Regions from separate parts of the Homo sapiens genome. Here regions 2 and 3 are each linked to region 1. The links are chromatin contacts, found by Hi-C or POLR2A ChIA-PET in ENCODE. All regions are on one chromosome and are shown on one strand. The core of a region is the stretch at or near the end of the contact, and the rest is flanking DNA. Distances in the headings are between cores, read along the strand shown. Region 1 holds the start of LAMTOR5 (late endosomal/lysosomal adaptor, MAPK and MTOR activator 5). Region 2 holds the start of KCNA3 (potassium voltage-gated channel subfamily A member 3). Region 3 holds the start of AHCYL1 (adenosylhomocysteinase like 1).

Region 1 (3,983 bases), core at 335-2,834:
GAAATTTTAAAACTGCACAGATATTTAGCTATGAGGATATTCAACCAGCATTGTAATAGCTAAAACAAAAAACAAACAAAAGCAAAAAAAAAAAAAAAAGTCCAAGTACAGTGGCTCACCTGCAATCTCAGCGCTTTGGGAAGCCAACGAGGGAGGGTCACTTGAGACTGGGCTACACACTGAGACTCCATCTCTACAATTTTTTTTTTAATTAGCTAGGTGGGGTGGCGGGTCCCTGTAGTCCCAGCTTCTTGGGAGGCTGAGGTGGGAAGATCGCTTGAACCTAGAAGGCTGAGGCTGGACTAAGCCATGATAGTGCCACTGCACTCCAACCTTAATCCACAATTAAGATACAGCTATAAAATGGAATATTTTGCAACTACTACAAAGGATGTAAGTGAAAACTTGACATGGAAAGACATTTATTCTAAACTCTGTAAAGAAGGCCAGCTACAGAATTGTACCTCCAGTATGTATGTCAATTTTGCTTACAAAACAAACAAAACAAAAAAAACCATGCTAGGCGTGGTGACTCAGCCTGTAATCACATTTTGGGAGGCTGGAGTGGGAGGATCTGTTGAAGCAAGGAGTTTAAGACCAGCCTGGACAACACAGCGAGACCCCCATCTCTACAAAAAAACGTAAAAATTAGCCAGACATGATGGCTCGAGGCTGTGGTCCTAGCCAGTCGAGAGGCTGAGAGGTGAGGATAGCTTGAACCCAGGACGTCCGGGTTGCAATGAGCTATAATCGTTCTACTGCACTACAGCCTGGGTAACAGAGCAAGACCCTGTCCCCCAAAAAATTTATTTTAAAAAGGCAAACGAAAAAACATTAAAAGTATACATTTACAAAGACAACTATCTGAAAGGATATTCTCCAAGAAGTTAAAAGTCGTCTTTGGACAGTGGGGCCATAGATGTTTTCCTATTTTTACCAGCTTTATAATTAATTTTTAAAAGTTATTTTCAAGTAGTCCTACCCAGTCTTCCTTACGAGTTAGGACTCAAATGCCACTCTCTTCCCCTAAACTGTCCTGAGTCCCCTCACCATAATAAGCACCAATGTCTTCGTTAAAATCCCGACACTGCCAACACTCAGCTAGGGGGTTGAACCTTGCTCCATCTCGTCCTTTAGTCTCTGTGTGCGTCTTTCCCCCTACAAGCCTACTGACCCCCTCCAAGAGGTCCCGTGTCTTCCCCGTACTTGCCCCACAGGCTAGATCAGACCCTGTCTGACCCCTGGGTTATTGTAAAACTTAAGATCTGTCCCCTAGGTCTCGGAGTCGGTTGAACTAGGGTCCAAAGGTTAAAAAACACTGACACAAAATGCCAGGCCACGAACTGAAGCACTGAGGCCCGGCTGCAGACCTCTCCCGAGAGGGGAATAATCCGTGCCGGCCGGTTCCGCCATGGAGCCAGGTGCAGGTCACCTCGACGGTCACCGCGCGGGGAGCCCAAGCCTTCGTCAGGCTCTGTGCGACGGAAGCGCAGTGATGTTTTCCAGTAAAGAACGCGGACGTTGCACCGTGATCAATTTTGTCCCTTTGGAGGCGCCGTTACGGTCCACGCCCCGCTCGCGTCAAGTGACTGAGGCCTGTGGTGGAGAAGGACGTGCCGTGCCGCTGGGTTCTGAGCCGGAGTGGTCGGTGGGTGGGATGGAGGCGACCTTGGAGCAGCACTTGGAAGACACGTGAGTAGTGCGCGCCTCTTCGGCCTGTCCTGAGGTCGCGGCGGAGGAACTTGAGCGGAACGAAAGGCGCGAGCTGCGAGTACCGGCCAGGGCGTCTCGGGGACGTCGCGCGACCCCCGGGACACGGGATGAGGGGGCTAAACTCTACCCAAGGCCGCAGGGCGGGGCGGGTGACCCGGAATTAAAATCCTGCCGGGCACCGCACATTCCCTCTTGAGCGAGTCTCCCGGGCCCAGGCCACGGGCCAAAACTGCCTATCTCGTTGTTGAAATCGTCTTTACGGTCAGGGTGGTTCTGCGGAAGTTTTAGAAAACGGGTTGACTTTTGGGAAGATTGTGCCAGTTGTGCAGTGTCGAGCCCTGCAGTGTAAACAAACACGTATCTCCTGTGTGTAACCTATCAGTTACTTGGTGCTTAAGTAGATAAAAATCATTCTTTAAATTTTTCGAACAAGCAGTATCTATGTAAAATTCAAAACTGGAAAAGTGTAAAGGGTACAGAGAGACACCTGCCTCCCACCGATGTCCCTCAGCTTCCACTTACCCTCCAGGAGGTAACTTGAGTTTTTCAACAGTTGTTTTAAATGAGTTAGTACTAAAACATGCGTTTTTAACAAGAGTGAAAACATCCTAGATGTTTTTCACGCAGTGTTTGTGGCCCTCCAGAACTCAGCAGTACTTAGCACATTTTTTTCTCTCATCAGAGAGAAACTGGTTTATTTCAATTAATTAACTAGAACTTAAATTTTTTGTGTTCTTTTTTTGAGACGGAATTTCGCTCGTCTTCCAGGCTGGAGTGCAATGGCGTGATCTCGGCTCACTGCAACCTCCGCCTCCCAGGTTCAAGCGATTCTCTTGCCTCAGCCTCCCGAGTAGCTGGGATTACAGTCATGCGCCACCACGCCTGGCTAATTTTGTATTTTTAGTAGAGACGGGGTTTCTCCATGTTGGTCAGGCTGGTCTTGAACTCCCGACCTCAGGTGATCCGCCCACCTGGGCCTCCCAAAGTGCTGGGATTACAGGCGTGAGCAACCGCGCCCGGCCCTAGAACTTAATTTTTTTCTTAGGGTGTGACAATGAAAAAAGATTGAGAAATATTGATTTAAAGCACTTAATGCCTGGTACATAGAACACCTGTATGTTTGTACTTATTTAAATCCTTTTTCTCCCATTATGTACTTCAACTCTCTTGTGTTCCTGGAATTAGAATGAAGAATCCCTCCATTGTTGGAGTCCTGTGCACAGATTCACAAGGACTTAATCTGGGTTGTAAGTATCTCTCATACCAACTATTTGATGAATTGCATAGCATCTGATGTTGACTTGGAGCCTAGCGTGCTATTATTTTCTAGCTTTTATTTCCTGTTACCTTGCCAGGTCTTTCTGAGTTTGAGAGTAGAGATTATCTCCAAATAACAGTATCAGAAAATTGAAACTTTTCAGTTGGTATTTATGAAGGAAGATGTTCCTTGCAGTCCTATAACAATAAATAGTTGTCTCTACTAAAAATAATATTTGAATCATTTTAAATTGAGTCTAGAAAGGACTTCAGATAATAACAGCTGTTAACCATTTATTGAATGTATGCCATATGCTGAGACTGCTAGGCTCTAAATACATTATCTTTAATTTTCACAACAACCCGGCAAGGTGGGTGGTGTACAATTTTGAAGCTCAACTACACTAAACAAGAAGTGAATAGGCAGTAAAATGGGATTTCAGTGTTGGACATACCTGGTCTCAATCCCTTGCTCTTTCATTTGTTAGTAGTGTGAACGTGGACCAAAAAACTACCTTTTAGGCCCTCATTTTCTTCACTGGGTTGTTATTTGATAATGGTAATAATCATAGAATTATATTTATTGAGCTGTTATGTGCCAAGCACCATTGTAAGTGCTTTACATATACTCTTTTATTCCTCATAACAACCCAGTGAGGTAGAAAAAGAAATTGAGGGACCAGGTGCAGTGTCTCACGCCTGTAATCCCAGCACTTTGGGAGACCAAGGTGGGCAGATCACTTGAGCCCAGGAGTTCAAGACCAGCCTGTGCAACACAGTGAGACCCCCCATCTCTATTTTTACAATAAACATATATATATGTTTTTAAAATTTAAAAAAAGAGGCCGGATGCGGTGGCTCACACCTGTGATCCCAGCACTTTGGGAGGCGGAGGCGGGTGGATCACCTGAGGTCAGGAGTTCGAGACTAGCCTGGCCAACATGGTGAAACCACATCTCTACTAAAAATGCAAAAAAAAATTAGCCAGGCATGGTAGCAGGTGCTAGTAATCC
Region 2 (3,711 bases), core at 831-3,330, 270 kb before region 1:
TGAAGGAAAGACATTTCACAGCTGGGAGAAGCTTGTGACCATTTGTCACAGGACTATCCTCTGCTCTGGTCTTCCTTGCCATTGATTAATATTAATTTCAGTACTAATTCCTGCAAAAGAAGGAATAAATCATTTTCTAAGTCAGACATAGAAGTACATGAAACATCTGGTCTTTAAAAATAGGGTCTTTGCCTTTCCATGAGCTATCATTGCAGCAAGCAGTCTGTCTCATTCTAAGATTTAAATATATGAATGATTGATTATACTGCTACTCTAATCACCAGCTCAAAATATATACGCAAAATAATGAGGTGGCTGTCACATTCCAGTGTTCTGGAGTTTTGTAAGAGAAAGAGTTTTACGTGGTTGCCCAGTTTTGCCATTCCACAACATAAGTGACTGCCTGCATTGTCTGGCACTGACCAGGAGGTGAAACGGAAGATGAAGGGACAATAAAAGGACATGGGTGCCTGTTGTGCCCAGGAGAGCCGGAGGTGGAAATCCTATGGAATAAATGAGCAGTGTTTTCTATGGTGAGCTCAGTTTTTCCTCACTCCTCATCCTAGGAATCACAGCAGCATCTTGGGCTCAAAAAGAAGAAATGTTGAAACTCCAGAGCAGATAGCAACGCAAAGAGACACTCCTTGGGGAATTCAATCTGACAAGTATGTACCAAGTCTCCACCATTTACAAGGCACTTTGGTAGTTGCTAGAAATATAAGTTGGCTAGGACCTACTCTGTGCCCTAGAGAACCCCATGGTTGGGAGTGGTGGTGGGAAGTATTGACCACAAATCACTTACTTAAAATTGAATTGTCAGCTAACTTTGGGTGGGTGAGGAGCTGTCTAGACAATAGTTCCTCTTCTGTAAATGATTTGAATGATACAATAAAAAACAGACTTTTTAAAGCCTAGGGTTGAGTTATATTAGATTGCTAAAATTTCTGGAAACAAATTGTGTTCAAAGTAACCACAATAATTTGGAAAAATAAGTTTAAAGAAGATACATGTAAGTTATCTCTGGGCCCAGATCAAGCAAGAGGTACAAGTTGCAGAATGAATGTCCTTCCAGTTTAACAACTAGAGCGCTGCAAATTCCCTACCACAAGGGCAGTGCCAAAATATTAAGTAAAAAGTCTAGGTACAGGTCCTGCTCTCATCCCTTCCACGACAGGCTTGAGTCATAAAGCTGGACTTTCTAACCACACAACTTCGACTTCGTGAATTTCCTTTCCCATTTTTCCTCTTATTTCCCCGCCAACAGGAAACCTGTGTAGTGGATAAAGACCAGGCTGTCACTGCTAATCCCAATCAGAAACTTGGTCCTTGATTCTTCCCAGTGGCCGACATCTCCGCTGCGAAAACGGGTGTGAACTATTCACTAAAGCAGCAGGGCCCGAACGCCTTTAACAATCCATTTCCTTCGGACTCCGTTTGCGAAGCCCATCAGCACCCATTACTCCCTTTGGCTTCGCATCCTAGCAGAAGCTAAATTGTTTAAACCCCCGCTCCTCCCCAGGGTTTGGCGGTCCTCGACCCTCAAGGGAACCTGGGATGCCGGCGCCAGGCTTGCCTCTGGCCCAGGGCGCCCGCCTGGCCTGCACTCCCTCCCTGGACACTGGGCCCGCCTGCCCTCCCCGGGCTGTACCTAGGGGTGTGGAGGCCAGGGGGCCGGCGCCCGCGGGGCCGCGGCGGGAGCTCTCCCGGCCCACGGGCCGAAAACCCTGGCGACTGGGACGCGGCCAGGCGGGCCGGGGGCGAGGGGCGCTGACCAGAAGCGGGCGGAGCCTAGGGGCCCGGGCCGGCAGCCTGACTCCCCGTGGGCCGGCTCTGCTGGGTGGGCATTCCCGCGGGGCGCCGAGGTACAACATGAGGGCTCTTTCGCTGACACCGAGGGGCCTTGAGGGCTGCAAGAAATGCAGGCCCGGCGGCTGCCCCCGAGAGCGGGACGCGCGCCCGCGCGGTGGGCGGGAATCCTAAGGGGACGCGGAGGCGGGCGCGCGCCCCGCAGGGGAGGGGGCGGAGAGCGCGAGAAGGAGGGAGGAGGCGTCCCCGTGCGGGAGCCCGGCTGACCGCGCCAGACCCAGACAGAGCATCGCGGCTTTGGCTGCAACAGGCGGTGGGCTCGGCTCGGGGGCGGAGGCGGCGAAAGGGCGGGGAGCGCGAGGAGGAGCGACCTGGCCTCACCGCTGCCGCCTCTTCCCCGCCGCATGGACGAGCGCCTCAGCCTTCTGCGCTCGCCGCCGCCGCCCTCAGCCCGCCACCGCGCCCACCCTCCTCAGCGCCCAGCGAGCAGCGGCGGTGCCCACACGCTGGTGAACCACGGCTACGCGGAGCCCGCCGCAGGCCGCGAGCTGCCGCCCGACATGACCGTGGTGCCCGGGGACCACCTGCTGGAGCCGGAGGTGGCCGATGGTGGAGGGGCCCCGCCTCAAGGCGGCTGTGGCGGCGGCGGCTGCGACCGCTACGAGCCGCTGCCGCCCTCACTGCCGGCCGCGGGCGAGCAGGACTGCTGCGGGGAGCGCGTGGTCATCAACATCTCCGGGCTGCGCTTCGAGACGCAGCTGAAGACCCTTTGCCAGTTCCCCGAGACGCTGCTGGGCGACCCCAAGCGGCGCATGAGGTACTTCGACCCGCTCCGCAACGAGTACTTCTTCGACCGCAACCGGCCCAGCTTCGACGCCATCCTCTACTACTATCAGTCCGGGGGCCGCATCCGCCGGCCGGTCAACGTGCCCATCGACATTTTCTCCGAGGAGATCCGCTTCTACCAGCTGGGCGAGGAGGCCATGGAGAAGTTCCGCGAGGACGAGGGCTTCCTGCGGGAGGAGGAGCGGCCCTTGCCCCGCCGCGACTTCCAGCGCCAGGTGTGGCTGCTCTTCGAGTACCCCGAGAGCTCCGGGCCGGCCCGGGGCATCGCCATCGTGTCCGTGCTGGTCATCCTCATCTCCATTGTCATCTTCTGCCTGGAGACGCTGCCGGAGTTCCGCGACGAGAAGGACTACCCCGCCTCGACGTCGCAGGACTCATTCGAAGCAGCCGGCAACAGCACGTCGGGGTCCCGCGCAGGAGCCTCCAGCTTCTCCGATCCCTTCTTCGTGGTGGAGACGCTGTGCATCATCTGGTTCTCCTTCGAACTGCTGGTGCGGTTCTTCGCTTGTCCTAGCAAAGCCACCTTCTCGCGAAACATCATGAACCTGATCGACATTGTGGCCATCATTCCTTATTTTATCACTCTGGGTACCGAGCTGGCCGAACGACAGGGCAATGGACAGCAGGCCATGTCTCTGGCCATCCTGAGGGTCATCCGCCTGGTAAGGGTCTTCCGCATCTTCAAGCTGTCGCGCCACTCCAAGGGGCTGCAGATCCTCGGGCAAACGCTGAAGGCGTCCATGCGGGAGCTGGGATTGCTCATCTTCTTCCTCTTTATTGGGGTCATCCTTTTCTCCAGCGCGGTCTACTTTGCCGAGGCAGACGACCCCACTTCAGGTTTCAGCAGCATCCCGGATGCCTTCTGGTGGGCAGTGGTAACCATGACAACAGTGGGTTACGGCGATATGCACCCAGTGACCATAGGGGGCAAGATTGTGGGATCTCTCTGTGCCATCGCCGGTGTCTTGACCATCGCATTGCCAGTTCCCGTGATTGTTTCCAACTTCAATTACTTCTACCACCGGGAGACAGAAGGGGAAGAGCAATCCCAGTACATGC
Region 3 (3,682 bases), core at 172-2,671, 420 kb after region 1:
TTATAAAGAAGGGAGACATTTATCTGGGTTCTCACTGGCTTCAGGAAGGTCACCTCTTTGTAAAGGTTCTCTGGTCTACTGCTAACTGGGTGCCAGGTGTATGGAAAATCAAGATGTGGTTGGCAGTAAATGATGAGAAAGCAATAAGGATCCCAATTCCACCACTCGGAGAGCTAGTCAGACTAAAATCTCCAAAGGTTGCCATTTATGAGAGAATTCGAAGGGTGTCCTTTGAGTCAACCTACAGCACAATAGATCAAACTTGTTCTGCCTCAAAAGTACAGTCAAGAGTGAGCAATCTTCCCTTACCACCCACTACTCCAACCCACCCAAGCTCCTTTCTCCAGGGATGCCTAAGTGATCTATTCACATGACTCTAGGATCCACCTGTATCCATGACAGTGTCTGCTGTCACCAACCTCCAAATGTCAATTTCTTACATATTTCGAAGTAATTGGAATGCTGTAGAAAGTGAAAATCATAGATTTTCAGTTTCATGTTACCCTCATCGCTTTCACCTGTATATCAGAGCTAGCTTCACGCATTCTTTTCTCTTGCCTCCCAGCTATCACGCAGTTGTTGGATAAAGCGGCCACTGCTCCCAAAGATTTGATGGAAGTTCTGCCAGATTTACCCACTCACCTGAAGGGAGATTTTCTGTACACCCCATGCCCCCGGACTGGTCACAAGGGTCAGCTGAGTTGGTTCACCCCCTCCCACTCTCGTCTTCGAGGCCCTTCATCCAGGAAAAGTCAGTCGCAAATTTAAGGCCTGGCCCTGTCGGGTTTCAAAACGATCCCGGAGGACTTGGGCCGAGGGACAAAGGAAAGCGAGGTCAGAGGCGGCCTTTCAGCCCGGGAGAGGCCTGGGGCCGCACAGCCGCCACCCCCTACATCACCTCCGCCGTCCCCAGTCACCCCCAGAAGTCCCAAACTAGCCAGAGCCCGGGCTTGCTCGCGTCCCTTCCGCGAGGCCGGAGCCCGAGCCCCCGCCGCCACCCAGAGCCCCCGCACCTTCTTGGGCGCCTTGGTGACGGTGGCCATGAAGGAGTACTTCTCGGCGTCCTCGATCTCCTTGGCCTGCTTCAGCTCCTCCCCGACCCCGGGCAGCGGCATCGCGTCAGGCATCGACATTCCCCGGCCGGCCCGGCCAGCGGCTGACCCGCCGCCCCCGCCTCTTTCCCCCTCTGGCGCCCGCCCGCCTGCCCGCGCGGCGCCCTCCGACACGCGATCGCCCACCCTCCTGCCGGCCCCTGCGTCGAGCTGCGTCGGCTTCTGAGGTGCTGTGGCCCACGCCTTGTCTGTTCGGCAGCCCAAGGCAGCCGGACAGCGACGGCGGCCACAAGAGAACCAGAACAGCAGCTCCGAGCTCCGACCTGCCCGCGCCGCCACCTCCGCTGTACGCAAACACGCACGCAAAGCGAGGGTAGAGGGCGGTGACGCCACGTCAAGTACTGGCAGCTCCCGGGAGGGGGAAGAGGCGGGGAGAAAGGGCACTCTGTCGTGACGTCACCACGCTGGGCTGGGCCACAGAAGCCGTTCCTCTCCCGCTCGAGAGCGAAGTTCCCAGGGTGAGCAGGACCCTTTGTGCCACCAGGTGGCACCATCAGCCCTGGGAGCAGCGCGAGGTTCATGCAACGATGCTGCGGAACGGAGGGTCTTTGGGCTGCGGGGTTCCTGGCAAGGCCTCAGAGGCGCATGAAAGGGGTGTTTGGGAGCAAAGACCAGAGCCCCACACGACACATCCTACAGCGATTCCTAGGAAATGTCCGGGGCTCGAGACAGCCCACTCACTCACTGGCCCAGCCCCAGGCCCTTTGGATTAAAGCTCCTTCCCAAGGGGCCGTGCCTGTCTTTTTGACTTCATAGGGGGCAGAACTGACTCAGAGTAGTCTGGTTTCTGCACAACGCTTTGTGACTTCCTCCACCACCATCTCCGACTGGGCCTTGCCTGTTTACAAAACCCTCATTGGGATAGGGCTGATGGGTATGAGGGTGGAGACCAGGAGAGCTGATGGAGAAGTCCCCAGCCAGAATGGCCTTCCGGTCCTTGCTCCACCAAAGCATTAGACCCTTCCAGCTCTCAGTGGGCATCCAGGACATTCATGGACTGCTCACACCCTTTTACTGGGCCTACTATGTGCAGTGCCTGTGCTGAGGCCCTGCTGGCAAAAGGACATGTGACGCATTTTATGTTTTGCAAGGCTTAGTTCAGCTGGAGAGGCAAAACCTGCTTGTATCCTAATGTCAGCTGAGGTAGCTTGTCCTTTGAGATTCAAATGACATTGGCTCCAATTACCATGTCCTGTGGAAAGTCCATTACTGGGAGGACTTGGATTTTCATGGTCACCTCTGGCTCTAGTTTTTTTGCCTTGTCTGGCATTTTATTCACTATTCTGGTCTTGTGACTGTTTCTGTAGCTCCTGGGGTCAATTCAGCCGCTTCTCCTTTCAACCCCCACCCCATGCTAAACAACTACAAAATAAGGCTGTAACATGTAGTAAAACTTTTAATAAAGGTTTGTGGGTCACAGGGGAGAGATTACATCACACAGCAAACAATTTAAGAACACATTTCTGAAATGTTCTGAAAAGTTATTTTGGCTGTCTTACCACCCGGGGATTTCTCAATGGCCACAAGATCCCACCACGCTCCCTAGCCCATTGCCATCTAATCTAGCTTCCTCCTGTTCCTCCCTTCCCATCTCTGCACCTCATCCTTCCTTCCTTGATAGACTCTGGGAAGCCAGATTCTCCTCTGCTGTGCTGAGCAATTCCAGTCTTCCCAGTGCCCTTTCCCTAAATTCCTCCCCAGGACCACCTTTTTTTTTTTTTTGAGATGACGTCTCGCTCTGTTGCCCAAGCTGGAGTGCTCTCAGCTCACTGCAACCTCCGCCTGCCGGGTTCAAGTGATTCTCCTGCCTCAGCCTCCTGAGTGAGTAGCTGGGACTATAGGCGTGCGCCACCGTGCCCGGCTAATTTTTGTATTTTTAGTAGAGACGGGGTTTCACCATCTTGGCCAGGCTGGTCTCGGATCCTGACCTCGTGATCCACCTGCCTCGGCCTCCCAAAGTGCTGGGATTACAGGCGTGAGCCACCGCGCCTGGCCAGGACCACCTTTTAACATCCAGAAACCTCCCAGGTTTTTAACAGGGCATACCCTTTCAAGAAGGAAGTTTTGGTTTGAAATGGCATTTTCCCCACTGATTTGTGTTCAGGGCTGGGGAGAGTGTGAAATATTCACCTCTAGGGCCCTAAAAGTCTTAGTCAGGGAATCCTGTGTTCCAGCCACCTAGCCTCATGAGACTGTCTGTTTGAAAAGGGCTGTAGAAGTGCCTGGAAGAATGCACCCTTTGCACATCTGCAGACCTTGGTCTTGAACTGTTTGTATTCTTTCATCTGCTCACTTTTTTGAGCACTCACACTTCCCTGTCAGGGGCATCACTGTAGCAGAACGGGAACAGAGATGGAGACCAGAATACCAGGTTCATCCATGAGGGTGCCAGACTGACATCTTTCAGCTAGGGGTCAGGAACCACACCTGGTGCACTAAGGACTCTCTGAACATAAGGCTCACAGTGGCTTTCATCCTTGTGGGTTTGCCCAAACTGTTGGCAGAGCCCAGGGATCAGAGATGCCTGCCCAAAGACTCGAGGCAGAACCCATTGGAACCAGGGATGAAAT

The links. Hi-C counts contacts between places; a loop is a spot of excess contacts on that map. ChIA-PET counts read pairs that join two places held with the same protein, here RNA polymerase II (POLR2A). Pooled maps may share reads with other maps.
Region 2: a map of naive thymus-derived CD4-positive, alpha-beta T cell shows a loop between it and region 1 (4-fold over the local background). The contact joins the promoter of KCNA3 here to the promoter of LAMTOR5 in region 1. A Hi-C loop is called at or near these places in 2 of 168 maps with a recorded cell type or tissue (both naive thymus-derived CD4-positive, alpha-beta T cell), 4 of 37 single-sample maps with no recorded cell type and 9 of 50 pooled maps.
Region 3: a loop to region 1 is called in a pooled map, with 6 times the contacts of the local background. The contact joins the promoter of AHCYL1 here to the promoter of LAMTOR5 in region 1. A Hi-C loop is called at or near these places in 6 of 50 pooled maps. POLR2A ChIA-PET finds 5 or more read pairs at or near these places in 2 of 52 experiments (activated naive CD4-positive, alpha-beta T cell and naive thymus-derived CD8-positive, alpha-beta T cell).

The regions. Positions count from the first base shown.
Region 1 is chr1:110,405,295-110,409,277 of GRCh38, reverse strand. LAMTOR5 (late endosomal/lysosomal adaptor, MAPK and MTOR activator 5) reads left to right here and starts at 1,584. Exons shown (of 4, transcript NM_001382293.1): 1 at 1,584-1,692; 2 at 2,899-2,960. The coding sequence starts at 1,658. LAMTOR5-AS1 (LAMTOR5 and SLC16A4 antisense RNA 1) reads right to left here and starts at 1,469. Exons shown (of 3, transcript NR_102697.1): 1 at 1,324-1,469. RefSeq lists an enhancer at 1,413-1,642.
Region 2 is chr1:110,673,309-110,677,019 of GRCh38, reverse strand. It overlaps KCNA3 (potassium voltage-gated channel subfamily A member 3), which reads left to right and starts at 2,080. Exons shown (of 1, transcript NM_002232.5): 1 at 2,080-3,711. The coding sequence starts at 2,211. RefSeq lists silencers at 1,955-2,014, 2,085-2,134, 2,245-2,344.
Region 3 is chr1:109,982,504-109,986,185 of GRCh38, reverse strand. AHCYL1 (adenosylhomocysteinase like 1) reads right to left here and starts at 1,421. Exons shown (of 17, transcript NM_006621.7): 1 at 1,014-1,421. The coding sequence starts at 1,133. RefSeq lists silencers at 876-945, 1,126-1,195.